Regions from separate parts of the Homo sapiens genome. Here region 1 is linked to region 2. The links are chromatin loops, found by intact Hi-C in ENCODE. Cell type or tissue: mammary epithelial cell. All regions are shown on one strand. Links, peaks and the distances in the headings refer to the core of each region. The heading gives the core; the rest is flanking DNA. Region 1 overlaps RIN2 (Ras and Rab interactor 2). Region 2 overlaps RIN2 (Ras and Rab interactor 2).

Region 1 (2,815 bases), core at 128-2,627, 79 kb before region 2:
CCACACTTTGAAACATGTGGATGCAATTAGAGAAGGTTTTAAATTTCAGCAAGACTATAACCCTACCACAAGAGCTGTGCACTTCTAAGGGATTCTATGACGCCTTTTTGGTAAATGAGAATACCTGCTTAAACAGCGGAAAACAGACGTGGCTGCTACCCCGCAAACCAAAGAGGACTTTGGGCAGGCACGGAAAAGTCCAATCTGTATTTTTGCCACTGCTCAGTAGCCTCTTCCTCCCAGGCTGCATAGCTTCAGTTCGATGCTGTGCAGGCCTGGTCTGTGATCACAGCCAACCCAACTGGGCCGCCTACTTCCCAAGGAAGGCAGCCAAGAAGCCCCAGACACGGTTAAGTGGAAGCAGGCTCTATTTAAGTGCGAGCTCACCAGCAGCTTTTGTATCCTCACTAGCTGTGCCCTTGTCTTTCTTGTGGGATTCGTGGAGGAGAAGACAGCCACCTGTCCATTAGTCATCAACACAGGGCCTTGCCCTGGGCCAATCTGGGAAAGGGGCAGGAAGTAGCTGTTTCTATCCTTGAGCCACAAGATACAAGCAATGTTTGTCCTGAGTGCACATTGTCAGCAACAGAATCGACTTTCTAAGTGAAACCGGCGTGTCTTTTTCCCCAAAGCCCTAAGAGCTCTACATACTTATATTACTAGAATTAAACATGATCGAAGCTCGAAAAAGAATAACCAAACCCCAAACTGTATTAATAACAAACATTACAGTGGAAGGAAGGAAAGCATGCTATGTAGACTAACATGCTTCTCTTGGTCCCTGGGCAAAACCACATGTTTGGCCTTGTCCTGTCTAATCCCAGGGCAGAGCAGGCAAGAAAAGCTCCAGGGAGGGCCTTGGAGGCTCATCGGGGAGTGTCTGGTTCCATGGTTAGTAATATTAATAAGGGGACAGAAGAGGCTAAAGGGTGAAAGCATGAAAGAGGCCCATTCATACCTGCCTGGGATCGGGTACGGGAGGAGAGATATTCATCCCCCATCCTGAGTCAGCACTACCCATGGTCACGTGGGAAGGGCATAATCGGGCTCCAAGGAGGGCGGTCCCTCCGACAGGAAAAGTTAAGGCCTGGTGAATTCACATTACAGGACTGAGGAGACTAAGGGGGCACATTCTGGGGGTGGTAAAAATGCATTTCATTCCCTCCAGGGAAAATGCTGGGATGACTCATTCCTTAGGGAATCCTGTCAGAGATGGACCTTTCTACTCAAGCCCAGACTGAAACTCACGGGAAAAAAAAAAACGAAACCGTGACAATCCCCCCCAGGGCTTGTCTGGGCTTTTATCTGGATATATAAAAATGGATTAAGAGGATTCACAGTGCACAGGCCCTGATTTGTTCTCCTTTGAAAAGATAAGCTCACATAGAGTCCCAGTTATTTCTGCGTTTCAAGGCTGTGCACTACTGTGCCAAACATCCTAATCATTTCCATGTAAAATACCTAAGCTATGTGTAAGGAGAAGGAATTTCTGCTAAGACATGTTGGGGTTAGGCAGACACAAGGAGAAGGAACCCGAATGCCAACGTAAATTGAGAGCAAACTGCACAGATTCCACACCCCTGTATTTTTACTATAAAAATGAAAAGATACTTAAAAAAAACTGGAAAAAAATTAATACTGTTTTCACCTTGAAAACGAAATTTTAAAAAATAAAAACAAAGCCAAGCTTTTATCCATTTCACTAATATAAGAGCAGGTTATTTTCCTGGCAATGGAAATATCCTCAACAAAAGTTTATAATTTCCTCTTGGAGCCAAAGAAACCATTTCTTCCAAAAAAAATGGCATTTATTCTACTGAATGTATTTTTTTTATTGCCATTAAGCAATCTTAGTGAAGTATAGTTAAGATGGGGTTATATTTTTTCTTTGTGTTTTTCCTGACTTTTCCAAATTTTCTACCACGAGTGTGTATTACTTTTGCAATCAGAAAAAGGTTAGTACACTCTTTTAAATTAATAAAAAATTCAGTTAACACTTAAGATGTCAAAAAAGCACCCAAGTAACTGCTTCATGGGTGCAGAATTTTATTTTAGGGTGAGGAAAATAGTTTGACACTAAATAAAGGTGGAGAATGCATGACATTGTGAATATACTAAATGCCACTGAATTATTCACTGTAAAATGATTAATGTTATGTGACATGAATTTCGTCTCAATTATAAAAAAATGAAAAAAATAGCACCCAGTTCCTTCAACTTTTCTCAAAAGCAGTTACCTTCTCCATGTAACAGCGATGGGTCTAGGAGCTCCATCATGTACTCGATTTCAGTGTCCAATTCAAGCATGTCACACTGGGCTATGACATAGGTCAGGACTGGCAAGAAGTCATCAGCGCCATACATCCTCCCTGAGAGCAGGAAGAGAAGGAGATGGAATATTTTTACCAACTTTTCTTTCTTTCACATCCTTCTTGCTGCTTTTATTAGACAGCAAGGAGTCACTCTGGGGGGAACTGTGCTATTTATAAACAGAGGTGAGTGTTTCTGGAATCCTATGTAGCCTCTGACCCTCCCAGCTGCTAATGTTAGAGACCAGCCCTTACAGTTTCAGAATGAATGTCTATGAACCAATGAACACATTACAGATTTTCTCCCTACTTTTATAATTTGTATAAAATTATGTGATAGAACAGAATACTCGTTAAAATATTTTAACTTTCAGCAAACAAGATTATAAAATGCTTACAAAATATTTACTTATGCTAATTCTTTGTGTCTTACTTCCTCTTTCTTGCTGTGCACATTATTTACAAACATAATGACAAGGTCAAACTCAAACCAGGAATAAGCTAAC
Region 2 (2,815 bases), core at 181-2,680:
CTCGCCTCGGCCTCCCAAAGTGCTGGGATTACAGGCGTGAGCCACAGCGCTCGGCCAGAATTTCAGTTTTAATTAAAAAACAAAACAGGAAAGAATGGAGTAAGGGTTCACAGTGAAAGGAATTGGATAGGGGAGATGAATCTGTAGCATGCAATATCAGAAGGGAAATTTTGAAACAGAAAATGACAAAAAATTTTCTGTAAATTGAGCTTGTCAGTGTCCTCTGAGCACATAGAGTTGGTTTAGGGAAGGAAGAGAGCAGAGTGGGTATGAAAAGGGAATTTGGATTATAAGCAAATATGAAGCTCAGCCATTTTCGGTCTTGTGAAGATGATTAGTTACTCTGAGGGGATGAGTCACTAAGATTTGAAATTTACTGAAATGCAAAGGTTTGTTCCTCATTTGGAACCTGCGCTCTGATGCGGACATCTGCTGAGACACCCTTGACTTCTTAATCCAGATGGGACACATGGAGCAGAGACTGTGAGTGCTCTGCCCACAACCCTTGGAAGTCACCGTTTTCTTCTGTTGTGATGGCTCTACTGCAGGCACCTGGAAGTCTCTGCCCACAGCTGAGGAAGCTCTGTGGCTGGGAGTGAGTGCTGAGCAGATCAGACCACAGTGCTGGGGAGTTAATACCCCAGGGCAGCCCTCAGCCAAGGAGGGATGGCAGTGGGTGCACAAACACCCCAGCTGCCTCGCTCTTATGTGGAACAACTTGGATGCCCCCACACAGTCTCTCAGAGGTCCCCAGTGGGATTGCACCATGTATTGGCTGCCTCCCCTTCCTGTCTCACTCCCCTACTCTCCCACATGAACTTTCTGTGATCACTCAACACAGAATAGACTACTTGCATTCGTATTCTGTCTCTGCTACTGGAGGAACCCAAACAATGTTTTTCTTTTTACTATAAATTCAGAGCAGGAAATCCCTGCTGGGATTCGCTCCATCTTAGGCAGTCAGATACCTTCACTACCCGTAGGGCCTTTTCTCCCAGCTGCACTGCTGTCATCCCGAAGGTCTTAGGGAATGGCCACAGAGGGGTCTCTTGTGCTGTTCTGCTCTCATTGAGGTTGTAGTGACCAGAACTGGGCACAGTTTCCCAGTGCCACCTTAGTCTCATCTCTCCCTGACACACACAAAACACCCTTTGTTATCATTTAGGATATAGCTAACAGGATAACATTCACAAGACTGGTGTTTCTCAAACTGGAATGTGCACACGCATGACCTAGGGACCTGGTGAAGGTGCAGGTTCTGATTCAGAGGCATTCCGTAGGGCCTGAGAGTCTGCATTTTTAGCAAACTCCATGGCTGACGGGCAGACCACACTGTGAACAAGGTTCCACTGGAGTGTGAGAGCCCCAACCACAAGACCAATTCTTTCCCAGGTCGGTATATCCAGTGTCTCGTCCAGCTGGCTACATAGTGGGTGCTGAGTTTATATTTGTTAAATTTGGCTCTTGCAATTGATTAACACATCGATTCACTAATTTAATTCAGCTGCCCAGCTTCAAACACGAGAGCAGCAACTGTTTAATGCAAATTTTTTTGATGCAATGTCCTTCTGATGGTGGGAAAGTACATACTGGGAAAGTCATACAGGAACACCACAGAACAATGCAGAGCGTGTGCAGACAGGCAAATTTGGTGTGAGTCATTGTCAACTCACACCATTGTCAACATTATTGAAGACCTGCTACCTTTAGGGTAATAGCCTAACTAGACACCAAAAGAAGCATAAGATATTATTTCTATCCCCCAAAAGGCTTGCAATGTGACTGAAAAAATGAGACAGACAATAAGAAACAAGCATCAGGTGAGTGGTTAAAGACAGTAGTAACCCTGACAACTAGTTTGCTTGATCTAACTCACTTGACATCTCAGTAAGCCCGTCTGATCACTGAACTGATAATACTGTTATTAAAGCCACCTGGCTCTCCTAGACCGCAAACTCTGGTAGTTGCATTTCACAAAATTCAGATTCAACTTCACACGCACCCCATCACAACGCACGTGTGCATATGCCTATGGGCAGATGGGCCCCCTTAATCACATAGGTTTTAATATTTTTATTCGGGGCAAGAGAAAAAAATAATCTTCCTTAAAAACAGGTTCTAATCCACATTCATAGCAGCATTATTTCCCACAGTCAAAAGGTAGAAGCACCCAGTGTCCGCTGATGGATGAATGAATAAGCAAAATGTGGTCTTCTCATACAATGGAATATTATTCAGCCTTAAAAAGGAAGAAAATTATAACATATGCTACAAAAAGGATAAACTTTGAGGACATTAAGCTAAGTGAAATAAGCCAGTTACAGAAGGACAAACACTGTATGATTCCACTTGTAGGAAGTACCGAGAGGAGTCAAACTCATAGAAACAGGAAGCAGAAGGGTAGTTACCAGGGGTTGAGGAAAAGGAGGAATGGGGAATTATTTAATAGATAGAGTTTCAATTCTGCAAGATGAAAGGAGTTCTGGAAATGGATGGTGGTGATGGTTGCACAACAATATGAATGTACTTAATGCCACAGAATTGTACATTTAAAAATGTTTAAAATGTGACTGGGCATGGTGGCTCATGTCTGTAATCTCAGCACTTTCAGAAGTCAAGGCAGGAAGATGGCTTGAGCCTAGGAGTTTGAGAACAGCCTGGGCAACACAGTGAGACACCATCACTAAAGTGCTTAAAATGGTGAGCTTAAAAAACATGGTTAAAAATGCTTAAAATGGTAAATTTTATGTTATGTATGCTTTATCACAATTAAAAAAAAAACAGTAAGATCTGAGAGCTACAGTGTGAACAACGA

The links. Hi-C counts contacts between places; a loop is a spot of excess contacts. Peaks named below come from ENCODE experiments on the same cell type or tissue, not always from the same donor. Only the 100,000 strongest peaks of a DNase experiment are listed, where the experiment ranks them.
Region 1: a loop joins it to region 2, with 6 times the contacts of the local background. A loop is called at or near these places in 31 of 110 quality-filtered maps.

The regions. Positions count from the first base shown.
Region 1 is chr20:19,991,722-19,994,536 of GRCh38, reverse strand. RIN2 (Ras and Rab interactor 2) reads right to left here. Exons shown (of 13, transcript NM_018993.4): 11 at 2,238-2,369. Among named protein-coding and RNA genes, the nearest start is that of NAA20, 24 kb to the left of the region's middle. RefSeq lists an enhancer at 661-1,532. In mammary epithelial cell, for the core only: no CTCF peak of the experiment used is centred there; DNase peaks (open chromatin) are centred at 476 and 1,136; H3K4me3 peaks cover 204 bases; H3K27ac peaks cover 2,500 bases.
Region 2 is chr20:19,913,201-19,916,015 of GRCh38, reverse strand. All of the region lies in intron 3 of RIN2 (Ras and Rab interactor 2), which reads right to left. Among named protein-coding and RNA genes, the nearest start is that of NAA20, 100 kb to the left of the region's middle. RefSeq lists an enhancer at 464-533. In mammary epithelial cell, for the core only: no CTCF peak of the experiment used is centred there; a DNase peak (open chromatin) is centred at 1,635; H3K27ac peaks cover 2,180 bases.